2 separate regions of the Homo sapiens genome follow, and region 2 is linked to region 1. Evidence: read pairs that join two places in POLR2A ChIA-PET (ENCODE). Cell type or tissue: PC-3. All regions are shown on one strand. Links, peaks and the distances in the headings refer to the core of each region. The heading gives the core; the rest is flanking DNA.

Evidence for each region. ChIA-PET counts read pairs that join two places held together with the same protein. Peaks named below come from ENCODE experiments on the same cell type or tissue, not always from the same donor. Only the 100,000 strongest peaks of a DNase experiment are listed, where the experiment ranks them.
Region 2: POLR2A ChIA-PET joins it to region 1 with 9 read pairs; 4 of 35 experiments call an interaction of 5 or more read pairs at or near these places.

Annotation. Positions count from the first base shown.
Region 1 is chr3:182,717,250-182,724,881 of GRCh38, forward strand. No RefSeq gene overlaps it. Among named protein-coding and RNA genes, the nearest start is that of ATP11B-DT, 72 kb to the right of the region's middle. In PC-3, for the core only: no CTCF peak of the experiment used is centred there; no DNase peak of the experiment used is centred there.
Region 2 is chr3:183,104,861-183,112,492 of GRCh38, forward strand. It overlaps LOC105374247 (a long non-coding RNA gene), which reads left to right and starts at 3,365. Exons shown (of 3, transcript XR_924772.3): 1 at 3,365-3,534; 2 at 6,217-6,308. It also overlaps a transcript of MCCC1 not described here. In PC-3, for the core only: no CTCF peak of the experiment used is centred there; no DNase peak of the experiment used is centred there; H3K27ac peaks cover 704 bases.

The DNA of each region.
Region 1 (7,632 bases), core at 1,408-6,407:
CAGGAATGGGTTGAAACCTTTAAATACATGCGAATTGGGTAAACTTCTTTCTTCTTGAGGTTCCAGGTGCATGGGGTTTCTAGGCCTGTTAGAAAGTGACATTCTTTACTCACCGCAGGCTAGGAGCCCTGTACTGAGAAGCTGTAGTCTAGGTATGAGGCCAGTTTCCTAAGGTGCTTTTTATTGGCTTTACAAGTCAAGCCTGACTCCTTAAAGGGGAACACACCCTTCCAGTCAAAGCCTTGGTAAAACAACCAGTTTTTCCAATTGTGTCCTGTTGCAAAAGAAAATGGATTCTTGTTGCATTGATGCAAACTATATTGTTGTAATTTAAGAATACTTATAACTAGTTTTCAAATTCTAGAGGAACTAGGCAGAGAGAAACAAACACGCTTCAAATCCTATTTACAGGAGTATACTTTACTTAGTTGTTAAAGGCTGTAGCTAGCTCAAGACAAGTTTCCTTGACTCTGAAAAATAAAATAAGGATTAGCGGTGTTCCAAGCAAAAGCCAAAAACTTGCTTCTGTTTTCCATTAGTTCAGTCCATTCTATTAACTTTTGTTTTGCTTGATATTTATAAACATTTCAGCTTTTCATGAGTTCTGTATTTTTGTTGTTGTTGTTATGAGAAACCCACATTTGAGAGCACTTGTTCAAGTCCCACAGCTTGATTATAAAACATCTTTTGAAGAGAATTAAAACAAAACAACAATTATCTGTAAATGACAAAATGTCCAGTTTGGATACTGTCAGAAACACAATTGACAAAGAAACTTGGTTATTTTTATGATTTACAATAACCCAGCATAACAACCTTAATTGTGATTGATTGCACATATTCAGACACTAGAACCCTAGACATCCCATACAGTTGTGGAAAACATGTTAATATTATTCCCTAAAATATAACCTATTAGACATCATTTTGTCAATTCCATGTACCTAAACATGTTAAATAATCCTGTTTACCTCTCTTCTGGATGCTCCAGGGGCCCTCTGCAACACCCCAAAGCCAAAGTTTAGGAAAGACAAACTTCAGACTAAAGTTTGATTTTGGGAAGCCTGTTAAATATGTTCAAAATTCAAAACACTCGATATTATGAAATAGAATTTTAGATTACCATAAGTTTTTTTTATTTGTTTTGTTTTGCCAAAATAAGTCAAAAATTTGAAAAAGCAAAAACCATTCATCAGCCTTTTCTATTACATGAAAATCCTGTTCAAGAGAGGTTAAATTTTACCCTTGCATTAGTATGCTATTAATGTTAACACTAATTTTTAATGAATCCTTATAGACAATCCTATTTAATTTTAACCAGTTTGACCATGAAGTGAGATTTTCACAGACCTGTTGACAAGTTTTCACAACCCTTGACAAGTTTTGGTAAAGAGTAGATTAGCATTGTAAGAAAATCTTGTCGTGCTTTTGTTTTGTGTTTAATTTACAGAAAAAAAAACATATAATACCCTTTTGAATTTAGTTAATATGGTCACACACAGAGTTTCCTTTGCAGGACTAATTTTTACAATCTCCTCACAACTTGCTTAAACCATCCACTTTATTTTATTTAATTGTAAGACAATTCTTTATTCCTAAGCAAAATGTATATTTTCATGCTATCGTATAATTTTTAACTAAAAACATATTTTACTGTTTTTATATGTCTTGCATGCAAATCCATGTTCAGTGGTTTTAATTACAAGTCATAATGGTAATGCTTAGCAATTTTTAACTTTAATGTAAAACCTGCTACGTTTTTTAAATCATGCGCTGGATGCAGATGAAGTTTGACTCCTTCTAGCATAGTTAGGGACATGGCTACTTCAACATGTTCTTGGCCTTACCAGTTGTGAAGCAGGCAAGTTGAAAGTTCTTAAAGGCTAAGGAAGCAGTTTACGGCCAGGCGCGGTGGCTCACGCCTGTAATCCCAGCACTTTGGGAGGCTGAGGCGGGCAGATCACAAGGTCAGGAGATTGAGACCATCCTGGCTAACACGGTGAAACCCTGTCTCTACTAAAAACACAAAAAAAATTAGCTGGGCGTGGTGGCGGGCGCCTGTAGTCCCAGCTTTTCGGGAGGCTGAGGCAGGAGACTGGCGTGAATCCGGGAGGCGGAGCTTGCAGTGAGCCGAGATCAGGCCACTGCACCCCAGCCTGGGTGACAGAGCAAGACTCTCTCAAAAAAACAAAAAACAAAAAAAAAAAGAAGCACTTTACAACCTTAAAACATTTAGCAAACCTAGTATCTGACCTGCATAATTTAGACCACATTTTTACACCTTGAAGACATTTGTATTTTACCAATAATTCCTAAGACCGCTTTTATTTTTAAAGATTAAAGTCATGTGATCTGAAAGGTACCACAGCTTTTACTTTTCCTTTAAAAATATTTGATTTAAGTGCTTATTTTTCTTAGGCCAATTAATTAGAGCTCTTTTTAATAGACATTGCACACATAACACATATATAACCACACAGACAAACAGAATAAGATCCAGTAGTTATAAAACTTACATTTGCCAATTTCCCAATTAGATTATTGGCCTCTGGGTGAGGCCCTATAAGAACAGGGCTAGGAGTACAATTTCCAGGGCCTAATAAACAAGCATAGCCAGAAGACAAGGACAGATTTGGAGAGGTACTTACTCACCTCTAATTCCAGGGGTTCCATAAGGAAAACAGAGATTTTTCCCAGAATGGAATTTGTGGCACCTTTTCTGATGTCCCAAGGCAGCCCAGGCCACCAGAAGTCATTCTAGGGGCTTTCATGCATGCAACAAGAGTGGCAAGACAGAGTGGAGAAAAGTAATTCAGTCGAGTGAGAAAAAAAACCTTTTCCAGGAAAACTAGATTTATGAAGAGAAAAACATGAAGGCCTTTTGGATGTACTTATAGCTTGGATATCCATTTTTAATTAAGCTGAGTGCTCTTTAAGAAAATCCTTTTTCACGAATTAACACTTTGCAGATAAGATAAGCAGTAATTCTTACCATTTGTTTTTCCAGTTTGCACCACTACCTGTTCACAATTATGTTCAGGTTCTCCAGTTTTCTCTGGGAGAAAGTGACTGGGCTCAGGCAAGGGTGGGTTTTTAACTGGCCTGCAGATCCCTTTAGCAGCAAAGCTTGATATTTGAGGAGGCAATTGTCTGTTAGCCAGAGACTTTCCTTAGTGGACAACATTCCTGTTATATTGTGTGGGGTTAAACAGCGAAGTTATTTCTTTTTTTTTTTTTTTTTTTTTTTTTTTGAGACGGAGTCTCGTTCTGTCACCCAGGCTGGAGTGCCTTGGCGCGATCTCGGCTCACTGCAAGCTCCACCTCCCGGGTTCACGCCATTCTCCTGCCTCAGCCTCCCGAGTAGCTGGGACTACAGGCGCCCGCCATCACGCCCGGCTAATTTTTTTGTATTTTTAGTAGAGACGGGGTTTCATCGTGTTAACCAGGATGGTCTCGATCTCCTGACCTCGTGATCCGCCCGCCTCGGCCTCCCAAAGTGCTGGGATTACAGGCGTGAGCCACCGCGCCTGGCACAGCTAAGTTATTTCCCATGGTTAACCCAGAGGTTTCTGGCACCAGCAAAGCCACCACTGTAACTGCTTGGAGGCAGGCTGACTATTCTTAAGCCACCAAGTTAAGATCCTTGCTTAAGTAACCCACTGGCTGTTGAGCTGGACCTCAAGCCCTAGTTAAAACTTTCAGGGCTATTTTCTTCCTTTTCAATACATAAAGATTAAATACCTTCCCTATGGGAAGACTAAGAACTGGTCCTTTTTTTGGGGGGGAGACCGAGTCTCGCTCTGTCGCCAGGCTGGAGTGCAGTGGCGCTATCTCGGCTCACTGCAACCTCTGCCTCCTGGGTTCAAGCGATTCTCCTGCCTCAGCCTCCCTAGTAGCTGGGACTACAGACACGTGCCACCACGCTCAGCTAATTTTTGTATTTTTAGTAGAGACGGGGTTTCACCATGTTGGCCAGTATGGTCTTGATCTCTTGACTTTGTGATCCACCCTCCTCAGCCTCCCAAATTGCTGGCATTACAGGCGTGAGCCACCTCACCTGGCCAGAACTGTTGCTTTAAGTAAGGCTTGCTTTAGCTAGTTTAAGGCTTTTGTGTTTTTAGGTTCCTAAAGGGGGTTGAGTTTTAACTGTCTGAGTTTCTTTTATGAGGTGGTATAAAGGATGAGCTACTTTCCTGTGCCCAGGTACTTACAGTCTACAAAATCCAATAATGCCTAAGAATTTTCTTAACTGTTAAAGGAAATGGGCTTAATCCTTTCCTCACCAGGTGCTCTGCTCCCTTTTGATAAGACCAGAACTAGGTACTTTGCTGAATTCTGAGAGAGCTGAGCTTTAGATTTTGAGACCCTATTCTTCTTTTTTTTTTTTTTTTTTTTTTGAGACAGAGTTTCACTATTGTTGTCCAGGCTGGACTGCAATGGTGTGATCTCGGCTCACTGCAACCTCCTCCTTTTGGGTTCAAGAGATTCTCCTGCCTCAGCCTCCTGAGTAGCTGGGATTACAGGTGCCCATCACCATGCCCAGCTAATTTTTTTTTTTTGTATTTTTAGTAGAGACAGGTTTCACCATGTTGGCCAGGCTGGTCTCGAACTCCTGTCCTCAAGTGATCCACCCACCTAGGCCTCCCAAAGTTCTGGGATTACAAGCGTGAGCCACCGCGCCCGGCCAACCCTATACTTCTTTTAGCTAAGAAATTGAGGAGAGTCTAAGTGCCTTCCTGAGACTTTCTTGATTGGGGCACAGAGGAAAGTGTCATTTACACACTGCAAGACCCTGACCTGAGGATGGGAGAACTTAGAAAGGTCCTTTGACAGTGCTTGTCCAAACAAGTGAGGGCTGTTTTGAAATCCCTCAGGCAGCACCATCCATGTTAACTGGGCGGTCTGACTGGGGGGAATCCTCAAAGGCAAACAGGTATTGAGAGTCAGGATGTAACAGTATGCAGAAAAAGGCATCCTTTAAATTTAGGACTATAAACCATTTAGTTTCCTGCGGTATCTGTGTCAGCAAGGTGCAGGGATTAGGGACCACTGGATGAATTGGGACTATGGCCTCATTCATGAGACGAAGGTCCTGAACTAGGCTCCATTCCCCATTGGGCTTTTGCACTCCTAGTATCGGAGTGTTGCAAGGACTGCTGCAGGGTCTGAGGAGGCCCTGCATTTTCAGGTTATTAATAATAGCTTCTAGCCCTTTCCTGGCTTCTGGCCTTAGGGGATATTGTCTCAGGTTAGGAAAAGAAGGTGCATTTGAACTGGCCTAGCAGTTTTAGCTCAACCCACTCTTTCTTGAGTTGCCCACACTTTTAGATTAATATTGGCTTCCACTAAGAGAAGACAAAGAGTTTATCCTGGGGCCATGAGGATGTAGACCCCCATGTGGGCTGAAATGTCTCTATCTAATGAACGAGTGGGAAGGTCAGGCATAATCAAGAAGGTATGTGTAGATAATAAGTACCCACAACTACAGCTAAGGGGTTGAGAGAAATGTCGGATTAGAGTCTTTGCTGAGATACCCACCACGGTTGTGCTATGGGAAGAGGGGAGGCCTGGATTGGAGAGGACAGAGAGACTAGCTTCAGTATCCAGGAGGAGGCCCACCCTCCTCCCTTCAATTTCCAGAATCACCCAGGGCTGCTGAGCATGATGGCAGCCTGAGCCGCTGGAGCCGGGGGTTTGGGCCCCAGAATCCATCAGTCCTGCTGGATCCTCTGTGAGACTGGTTCTGGACCAGGTGACTTCTGTCCCCAGGGGCAGTCTGATCTCCAGTGATCTCCACCACATGCTGGACAGCATTGAGGTGGCTTTTTCTTGTTGCCTAGGCAATTCTTAAAGTGCACTAGCTTGCCACACTGATAGTGATGAGTGGATGCTCCCTGGGGATGCTGAATTCTGCAAGGCTGCAAAGCGGCCACTAGAGCCTTAGTCTTTCTCTTGTGCTTCTCTTTTTCTCCTGGGCCTCCTCCCGGTCCCTATTGTAAAAGACCGAAGTGTCCAACTTCAGGAGGTCTTCCAAGGTACTACCCGGTCCTATGGCCTGTTTCTGTAGCTTCCTTCTAATATCTGGAGCTGCCTGCTTTTCAGCTGCAGTGTGGGTTTGGCTTAGAAGCAGCATAACGTCCCTGCATGTGAGGTAAAGCACTTGAGTTACATTTTGGAAGGCCTCAATATACCTATCAGGGTCATCAGAAAACCAGCCCAAGTCTCCCTTTATTTGCCTAGGGTTCTGTAATGAGGAGGGAACAGGTACCCTAGTGATGCCCCTTCCATCTGGCATTTTTTTGTAGGGGTAGGAGTGAAGCTGGGGCAGTGGGGAGCTTTGCAGATGGTGGAGCTGGAGGAGCTGATGGCACAGTTGGAGGGGGCCCAGATAAGGAAAACTAGAAGGACTGGGACACTTAGAAGCCGCCTCCAATGGCTCCTCCAAAACTTGCTTTTCTAACTTAGCGGAACTACTCTCCACAGACACCTGCCTGATATGATTGCCAAGAGGGCTGAGTCAATTGTGCAATACTCGCAAAGGTCTGGATTGTCCCGCAGGGCAAAGAAAGCCTGTACATAGGGGACCTTGGGCCATTTGCTCTCCCATCTACAGAAAAGATCTAATTGTTGGATAAGATTAAAATCAAGGCTCCCTTCAGCTGGCCAGGTCTGTTCATTCCTGAGATGGTAAGAAGGCCACACCATTGTGGAAAAAAAAAAAAAAAGCTATTCTTAATAATAGCTTCTAGCACTTTCCTGGCTTCTTCTAGGCCTTTCCTGACTTTTTCTTCAAAGTTTCAGGGTCAAAGGAGTCCCAGTATTTCAGAATGCATGCCAGAGGAGTGCAGGCCAAAGATGGCTTGTTACCCATCTTAAAAAAGAGACAAGAATCAAGGTGTTCCTCAGTCTCCTGGTTCTTTTCGATGTGACCCAGGGTGGAGGGGACACAGTGTGAGCATCCTCCTGACTGTTCTCCCTCCCTACTCCCTGGGTCCTGGCACCATAATTGGTACCCCATGGTTGCAGGCGTGACCCCCAAATGTGGTACCAGAGGACCTAATCAATGGGGCTAGTCATGTTTACCCCAAGTGAGCTCAGTCCTCTGCCTAATAATTGGGTAACTACCCTCTGACCTTCTAGACCTGTGTGACCTGTGTGGCTCCTTGATGGATGGGTCTCGGGAGAGATTATGTAACAGTTGCTTTGAGCAAGGCCCCTTAATGGAGGGAGTGCACTGGGACTCCCTGTGCTTTGTACTCAGTGCACTGGGACTGAGCTTTGTACTCTGCTACTACTGCCCGGACTAGAGAAATTATTCTTAGGTGGTGGTTCCAGTCAACTTCCCGACATAAAATCCCCTTTCTGGCCGGGCGCAGTGGCTCATGCCTATAATCCCAGCACTTTGGGAGGCCGAGGCGGGCGGATCACCTGAGGTCAGGAGTTCAAGACCAGCCTGGCCAACATGGTGAAACCCCGTCTCTACTTAAAATACAAAAAAATTAGCTGGGTGTGGTGGTATGCACCTGTAATCCCAGGTACTCGGGAGGCTGAGGCAGGAGAATTGCTTGAACCCGGGAGGCGGAGGTTGCAGTGAGCTGAGATTGCGCCATTGCACTCCAGAATGGGGGAAAA
Region 2 (7,632 bases), core at 1,403-6,402, 390 kb after region 1:
ACAACCATTCTGCATAGTACTTTTACAATATTTATCAAAATTGCAAATCCACAAACTCTTTGACCTAGCAAAAGAATTTCTTGGAATTCACCTACAGATATACCCAAAGATGTTTGAAATGATATATGATTAAGGAAATTTATTATAGCATTGTTGGAAATAGCAAACTGATTAAAGAAACTAATTAAATAATGTACATGCAGGCCGGGTGTGGTGGCTCACGCCTGTAATCCCAGCACTTTGGGAGTCCGAGGCAGGCGACTCACCTGATGTTGGGAGTTCGAGACTATCCTGACCAACATGGAGAAACCCCATCTCTAGTAAAAATACAAAATTAGCTGGGCGTGGTGGCATATGCCTGTAATCCCAGCTACTTGGGAGGCTGAGGCAGGAGAATTGCTTGAACCTGGGAGGTAAAGGTTGCAGTGAGCTGAGGTCACGCCATTGCACCCCAGCCTGGGCAGCAAGAGCAAAACTCTGTCTCAAAATAAAAAAAAGTACATGCAGAAAAACAATGAATTACTATGCAGTCATTAAAAAAGAATGAGACAGAGCAATATGTACTCATAAAACACACTGATGAGTGAAAAAAGCAAAATAAAAAACCATGATTATTATTTCATCATTTATGTAAAAATAGGAGAAAGAAAATTCCCATATGCTTATATATGTAGAAATATCCTCTAGGCAAGAAAAGTTGTTGGCTTGAGGACAGAGATGATGGAGGTGAATATTTATTGTACACCCTTTTGCATCTTTTGCGTTTCGTACCTTAGGCCTGTATTAGCTATTGTGAAAGTTGTCATAATCAAAAAGGAGTCACTAATGGTAAAAAAGAAGAAAGAAAAAAAAAAACTCTTACAAATAGAGCTGGGAAGGCTATGAAGAGAGTGTTTTCAGGCTTGTATTCCTGATAACAAAAAGTGTCACAAAAGACTGCCAAAATTGGCCTGGTGCAGTGGCTCACGCCTGTAATCCCAGCATTTTGGGAGGCTGAGGCAGGTGGATCACGAGGTCAGGAGTTCAAGACCAGCCTGGCCAACATGGTGAAACCCTGTCTCTACTAAAAAATACAAATATTAGCCGGACATGGTGGCTGGTGCCTATAATCCCAGCTACTCAGGAGGTTGAAGCAGGAGAATCACTTGAACCTGGGAGGGGGAGGTTGCAGTGAGCCCAGATCGCGCCATTACACTCCAGCCTGAGCAACAGAGAGTCCGTAAAAAAAAAAAAAAAGACTACCAAAACTACAACCTTGCACAAAGGCCATCACAACCTTACACAAAAAATACTTCTGCAAGAACATGTGTCCAGCAACTGCCTATGGAACCCTGGACTGGCATCACCCATGTTATTCATCTTTGTAGCCAAGGATAATTATTTCAAAACAATTACATAATACTCCTCATGTTTTCCTTTAAAAAGCTTACTCCCATTGCAATGGCTTATTCCAAAATAAATATCTTTTTCTTTTATAGAGCCTCTCTCTGTTCCTTATTTAGGCTGATACTATAGAAAAACACATAATTTTAAAATGTTTTGTTTTGCTATAACTTCAAACTTACAGAAAAGCTGCAAGAATAGTACCCTTCACCTAGATTTCCCAAATGTTTCTTTGTTCTTTTCTTTCTTTCTTTCTTTCTTTCTTTCTTTTTTGAAACAGAGTCTCGCTCTGTCGCCCAGGCTGGAGTGCAGGGGTGCAATCTCAGCTCACTGCAACCTCAGCCTCCCAGGTTCAAGCGATTCTACTGCCTCAGCCTCCTGAGTAGCTGGGATTGCAGGCGCTCCACCATACCAGGCTAATTTTTGTATTTTTAGTAGAGACGGAGTTTCACCGTGTCGGCCAGGCTGATCTCAAACTCCTGACCTCAGGTGATCCACCCACCTTAGCCTCCCAAAGTGCTGGGATTACAGGCATGAGTCACCACGCCCAGCCCAAATGTTTCTATTTTATCGCATTTGCTTTATCTTTCTCTCTCTCCCTCTCCTCATGCAGATATAGATATATATGTGTACACACACACACTCACACATGCATACACTCACATTTTCTTTTGGAACCATTTGAAAGCAGGCTGCAGACATGATGCCTTTTTTTTTACCTCTAACTATGTCACTGCATATTTCCTAAAACAAGGAGATTTTATCACTTGCCCACAGAATATTTTTGAAGATTGTGAAGTTAACACTGATACATACTATTATTTATTCTACAGACCTACTTTGACTTTCAACAATTGTTCCAAAAGAAAACACTGTAGTGGCCAGGCGCAGTGGCTCACGCCTGTAATCCCAGCACTTTGGGAGGCTGAGGCGGACGGATCATTTGAGGTCAGGAGTTTGAGACCAGCCTGGCCAACATGGTGAAACCCCATCTCTACTAAGAATAAAAAAAAAATTAGCTGGGCATGGTGGCATGCACCTGTAGTCCCAGCTACTGGGGAGGCTGGGGCAGGAGAATCGCTTGAACCCAGGAGGTGGAGGTTGCAGTGAGCTGAGATCGTGCCTTTGCACTCCAGCCTGGGCAACAAGAGCGAAACTCCATCTCAAAAAAAAAAAAAGAAAAAGAAAAAGAAAAAGAAAACACTGTAGTACACATTGCATTGACTCTTAGGTCACTTAATTTGTATTGATTCCTCTGTTTTGTTTTTATTATTATTATTATTATTATTATTTGTTGTTGTTGTTGTTGTTGTTGTTGAAATGAAGTCTCACTCTGTCACCCAGGCTGGAGTGCAGTGGTGTAATCTTGGCTTACTGCAACCTCTGCCTCCTGTATTCAAGTGATTCTCATGCCTCAGCCTCCCAAGTAGCTGGGATTACAGGCGCATGCCACCACGCCTGGCTAGTTTTCTTTTCTTTCTTTTTTGTAGAAACGGAGGTTTCACCATGTTGGCCAGGCTGGTCTCAAACTCCTGACCTCAAGTGATCCGCCCGCCTCAGTCTCCCAAAGTGCTGGGATTACAGGTGTGAGCCACTGCACCCAGCCTGATTCCTCCGTTTTTAAAAAGATGCTGATGATGCTGATATTTTTTATGAATACAGGCCAGTTGTTTTGTACAATATCCTTGAATTTGGGTTTGCCAAAAATAAAATCAGATTAAATTTAAATTCTCAAAAAGATTATTGAGCATACAAAATAACAGTTCCCAAACTAGAGACCTCTGTGCAGCTTCCTAAATGAGGAAGTACGTTGATCTCTGTTGTGCAAATAAAGCTGCATAAGCTTGTTTGTATTGGCTTAATGTTATTACGCTGACAAGGAAGAAAAAGTGTGTTATGGTTAGGGCTAGCATTTTCAGGGAAATCAGGATAGTTTAGGTTTTGACTACACATGGCTGTGGGTTGTTGGCCTAGGGAAATATCCAAACTGTGGCCTCCAATTTTATTTTTCTTTAACCTGTTCATCTGGTATTTCCTCATGATTAGATTTAGGTTATTAGATTTAGGTAATTAGATTCCTCCCTTTTGGCAGGAATACCACAGAAGTGATGTCATACCCATTTCAGTGCATCATATCTGGAGCTACAAAATGTGAGTTTGTTCCATGATGTTAACTTTATCACTTGATTAAATTGGTGTCTGCCAGGTTTCCTCACTGTAAATATTTTTTTTTGACATTCCATATGGTTTTGTCTCCGAGAGGTAGAATTGTGTTTCATTCTCCACCACTCCTTCTCAACATTACTTCTGAATAATTTTCTGCACTTCGCAAAGTTCTACAAGAAACAGACATGACTTTAACAAGAAGTAATGTTTAAATCTGACTGAAGAAAATACTGGGGGGAGGAAGTGGAAGTGGAGGTACAGAGTTAGAAGCTGGTGTGCTGTTCTCTCTATAACTCCACCCACTGATCCTGTTTTAGATCAGGCATGATTATTTCCAATTTCTGGGGCAAGGGCAGTTATACTGATCCATCATCCTCGCACTTGCTCCAACCGAAGTGTAGAACAGCCCCAGTAGCCTCTTTGGTGTTCAATAGGTATATCTGGGATAAAACTAAAGCCCAAAGGAATGACCCATTACAGCATCATATGTATTGAAGGACTTTGATATGCTGGGTTTTTAAAAAATTTTTCTTTTAGGTTCGGGGCTACACATGCAGGTTTGTGGGGTTTTTTGTTTGTTTGTTTTGTTTTTGTTTTTGAGATGGAGTTTTCCTCTTTGTTGCCCAAGCTGGAGTGCAGTGGCGCGATCTCGGCTCACTACAACCTCCGCCTCCTGGATTCAAGTGATTCTTCTGTCTCAGCCTCCCAGGTAGCTGGGATTACAGGCGCCGGCCACCATGCCCAGCTAATTTTTGTATTTTTAGTAGAGACGGGGTTTCACCATGTTGCCCAGGCTGGTCTTGAACTCTTGACATCTGGTGATCCGCCCACCTCGACCTCCGAAAGTGCTGGGATTACAGGCGTGAGCCACCGTGCCTGGCCATGTGTAGGTTATTTATATGGGTATATTGCATGCTGCTGAGGTTTAGCGTACAAATGATCCCGTCACCCTGGTGAGCATAGTACCTGATAGTTCTTCAACTATTGCCTCCCTCCCACCATCTCTCCTCTGGTGGTACCCAGTGCCTATTGTTCTAATGTTTGTATAGATGTGTATTGAACGTTTAGCTCCCACTTGTAAGTGAGAACATGTGGTATTTGGTTTTCTGTTCCCATGTTAATTCGCTTAGGATAGTGGCCTCCAGCTGCATCCATGTTGCTGCAAAGGACATGATTTCTTTCTTTTTTATGGTTGTGTAGTATTCCATAGTAAATATGTACCACATTTTCTTTTCCAGTCCACTGTTGATGGGCACCTAGGTTGACTGCATGTCTTTGCTATTGTGAATGGTGCTGTGATGAACATATGAGTGTGTGTGTCTCTTTGGTAGAATGATTTATATTCCTTTGGGTATATATCCGATAATGGGATTGCTGGGTCATATGGTAGTTCTGTTTTAAGTTCTTTGAGAAATCTCCAAACTGATTTCCACAGTGGCTGAACTAATTTACATTCCCACCAGCAGTGTATAAACGTTCCCTTTTCTCTACAGCCTCACTGTCTGTTATGTTTTTGACTTTTTAATAATGGCCATTCTGATTGGTACAAGATGGATCTCATTGTGATTTTGATTTGTATTTCTCTAATGATTAGTGATATTGAGAATTTTTTTCATATATTTGTTGGCTGCATGTATGTCCTCTTTTGAGAAGTGTCTGTTCATGTCCTTTGCCCATTTTTAATAGGATTGTCTTTTGCTAGTTTAATTAAGTTCCCTATAGATTCTGGGTATTAGACCTTTGTCAGATGCCTAATTTGCAAATATTTTCTCCCATTCTGTAGGTTATCTGTGCATTCTGTTGATGGTTCTTTTGCTGTGTAGAAGCTCTGTAGTTTAATTAGGTCCTACCTGTCGATGTTTGGTTTTGTTGCCATTGCTTTTGGAGACTTAGTCACAAATCTTTTGCCAAGGCTGATGTTCAGAATGGTATTTTCTAGGTATTCTTCCAGGACTTTTATAATTTTAGATCCCTTTAGTCACAATTTTTTTTTTTTTTTTTTGAGACAGAGTCTCACTCTGTCACCCAGGCTGGAGTGCAGTGCCGCGATCTCAGCTCACTGTGAGCTCCGCCTCCCAGGTTCACGCCATTCTCCTGCCTCAGCCTCCTGAGTAGCTGGGACTACAGGCGCCCGCCACTACGCCTGGCTAATTTTTTGTATTTTTTAGTGGAGACGGGGTTTCACTGTGTTAGTCAGAATGGTCTCGATCTCCTGACCCCATGATCCGCCCACCTCAGCCTCCCAGAGTGATGGGATTACAGGCGTAAGCCACCGCACCCGGCCTAGTCACAAATTTTTTGCCAAGGCTGATGTTCAGAATGGTATTTTCTAGGTATTCTTCTAGGACTTCTATAGTTTTAGATCTTATATTTAAGTCTTTAATCCATCTTGGGTTAATTTTTGTGTATGGAGAAAGGTAGGGATCTAGTTTCAATCTTCTGCATATGGCTAGCCGGTTATCACAGCACCATTTATTGAATAGGGAGTCCTTTCCCCATTGCTTATTATTATTAACTCTGTTGAAGATCAGATGATTGTAGGTATGCAGCTTTATTTCTGGATTCTCTATTCTGCTCCATTGGTCTATGCATCTGTTTTTGTACCAGTACAATTTGACATGCTTTTTAATGATGATAAAGATGTTTACATATGTATTATATCATCAGGACTGCTGTTTGCTTGTGTCTCTTTGGGAAAATTATATAAGAGTTCCTTATTCTCCTGGAACAGGCAAACTCAGGACAGGATACACAGCATGGTAAGTCGAGTACAAGTCTGGATTTCCGCTTCTGTCAACCCCTTTGGCTGGGAACCCCAATGCAATACGCAGCACCCTGTATTTGTTACCTTACAGGGTCATTGTGAAGATTAAATAAGTTATGTCAAATGACCTTTTTTTTTTGTTTTGAGATGGAGTCTCACTCTGTCGCTCAGGCTGGAATGCAGTGGCGCAATCTCAGTTCACTGCAACCTCTGCCTCCCAGGCTCAAGTGATTCTCCTGCCTCAGCCTCCCGAGTAGCTGGGATTATAGGCACCTACCACCACGCCTGGCTAATTTTTGCATTTTTAGTAGACATGGGGTTTTGCCATGTTGGCCAGGCTGGTTTCGAACTCCTGACCTCAGGTGATCTGCCCGCCTTGGCCTCCCAAAGTGCTGGGATTACAGGCGTGAGTCACCGCGTCCAGCCTTCAAATGACCTTTGAAGACTATAAAGTGATACATGCATGTGAGTTATTCTTAGGCCTATTGCAGGAAAGACCAGGAGGTCCAGAAGGGCTGTTAACCCAGACTTTGCATTCAAAAAGCGTTTTAAATTTAAACCTTCTCCAAATGAAGTCATTCATATAGTCCCAGCAACACAGTGATCAGACGGACAGAAATTTGAACCTGTGCCTCAGTGCGAGACCACACTCCCTACACTGTGCCATGAATGGATATTTTATTTTTATCTTATAATTATCCTATGAATAGCCACAACTTTGCATTGTAATTTTTGTGTTAAAATGTTATTTTGTTACATGTCAACATGTAAAATATATCGCCATTTTTGAAACATTGTTTTGGCTTTCCTAAATTTAAAAAAAAAAACATTCCTCAATAAATGGAAGTGCTCTGAGTCTCTCTGGTCTTCTGAAAATCCATTTTGTAAAATAGAGCAGGGTTCAGTGATTCTGAAAACAAATGTATGCCAGCTCAGCTTTCTAATACCTAAAAAGGGCCCAGGCATTTTCCTCATCATCAATCTCATCATTTTAAATTAAGCTCTATGACTCTGTTAATCCTACAAATTTCTTGTTGTTCCCCGTGTCAATTAAGATGTTTTTGCCTGTAAGCCACAGAACATCCAACTAAAAATGAGGGAAATTTATTTCACATAACAAGGACAGAAGGTAGGGTGTTTCCAGGACTGGTTAACTCAATAGCTCAATGTTATCACCAAGGATGTGGCCATGTGCTTTCTATCCTGCTCTACCATTTTCAGCAAGTGTCAAAAGAAGGCTGCAGTGGCTCCTACCATCACAGCAGACACAACATCAAGCAAAGACAAGACATTTTCTCTCATGCATATGAGTTTTTCTC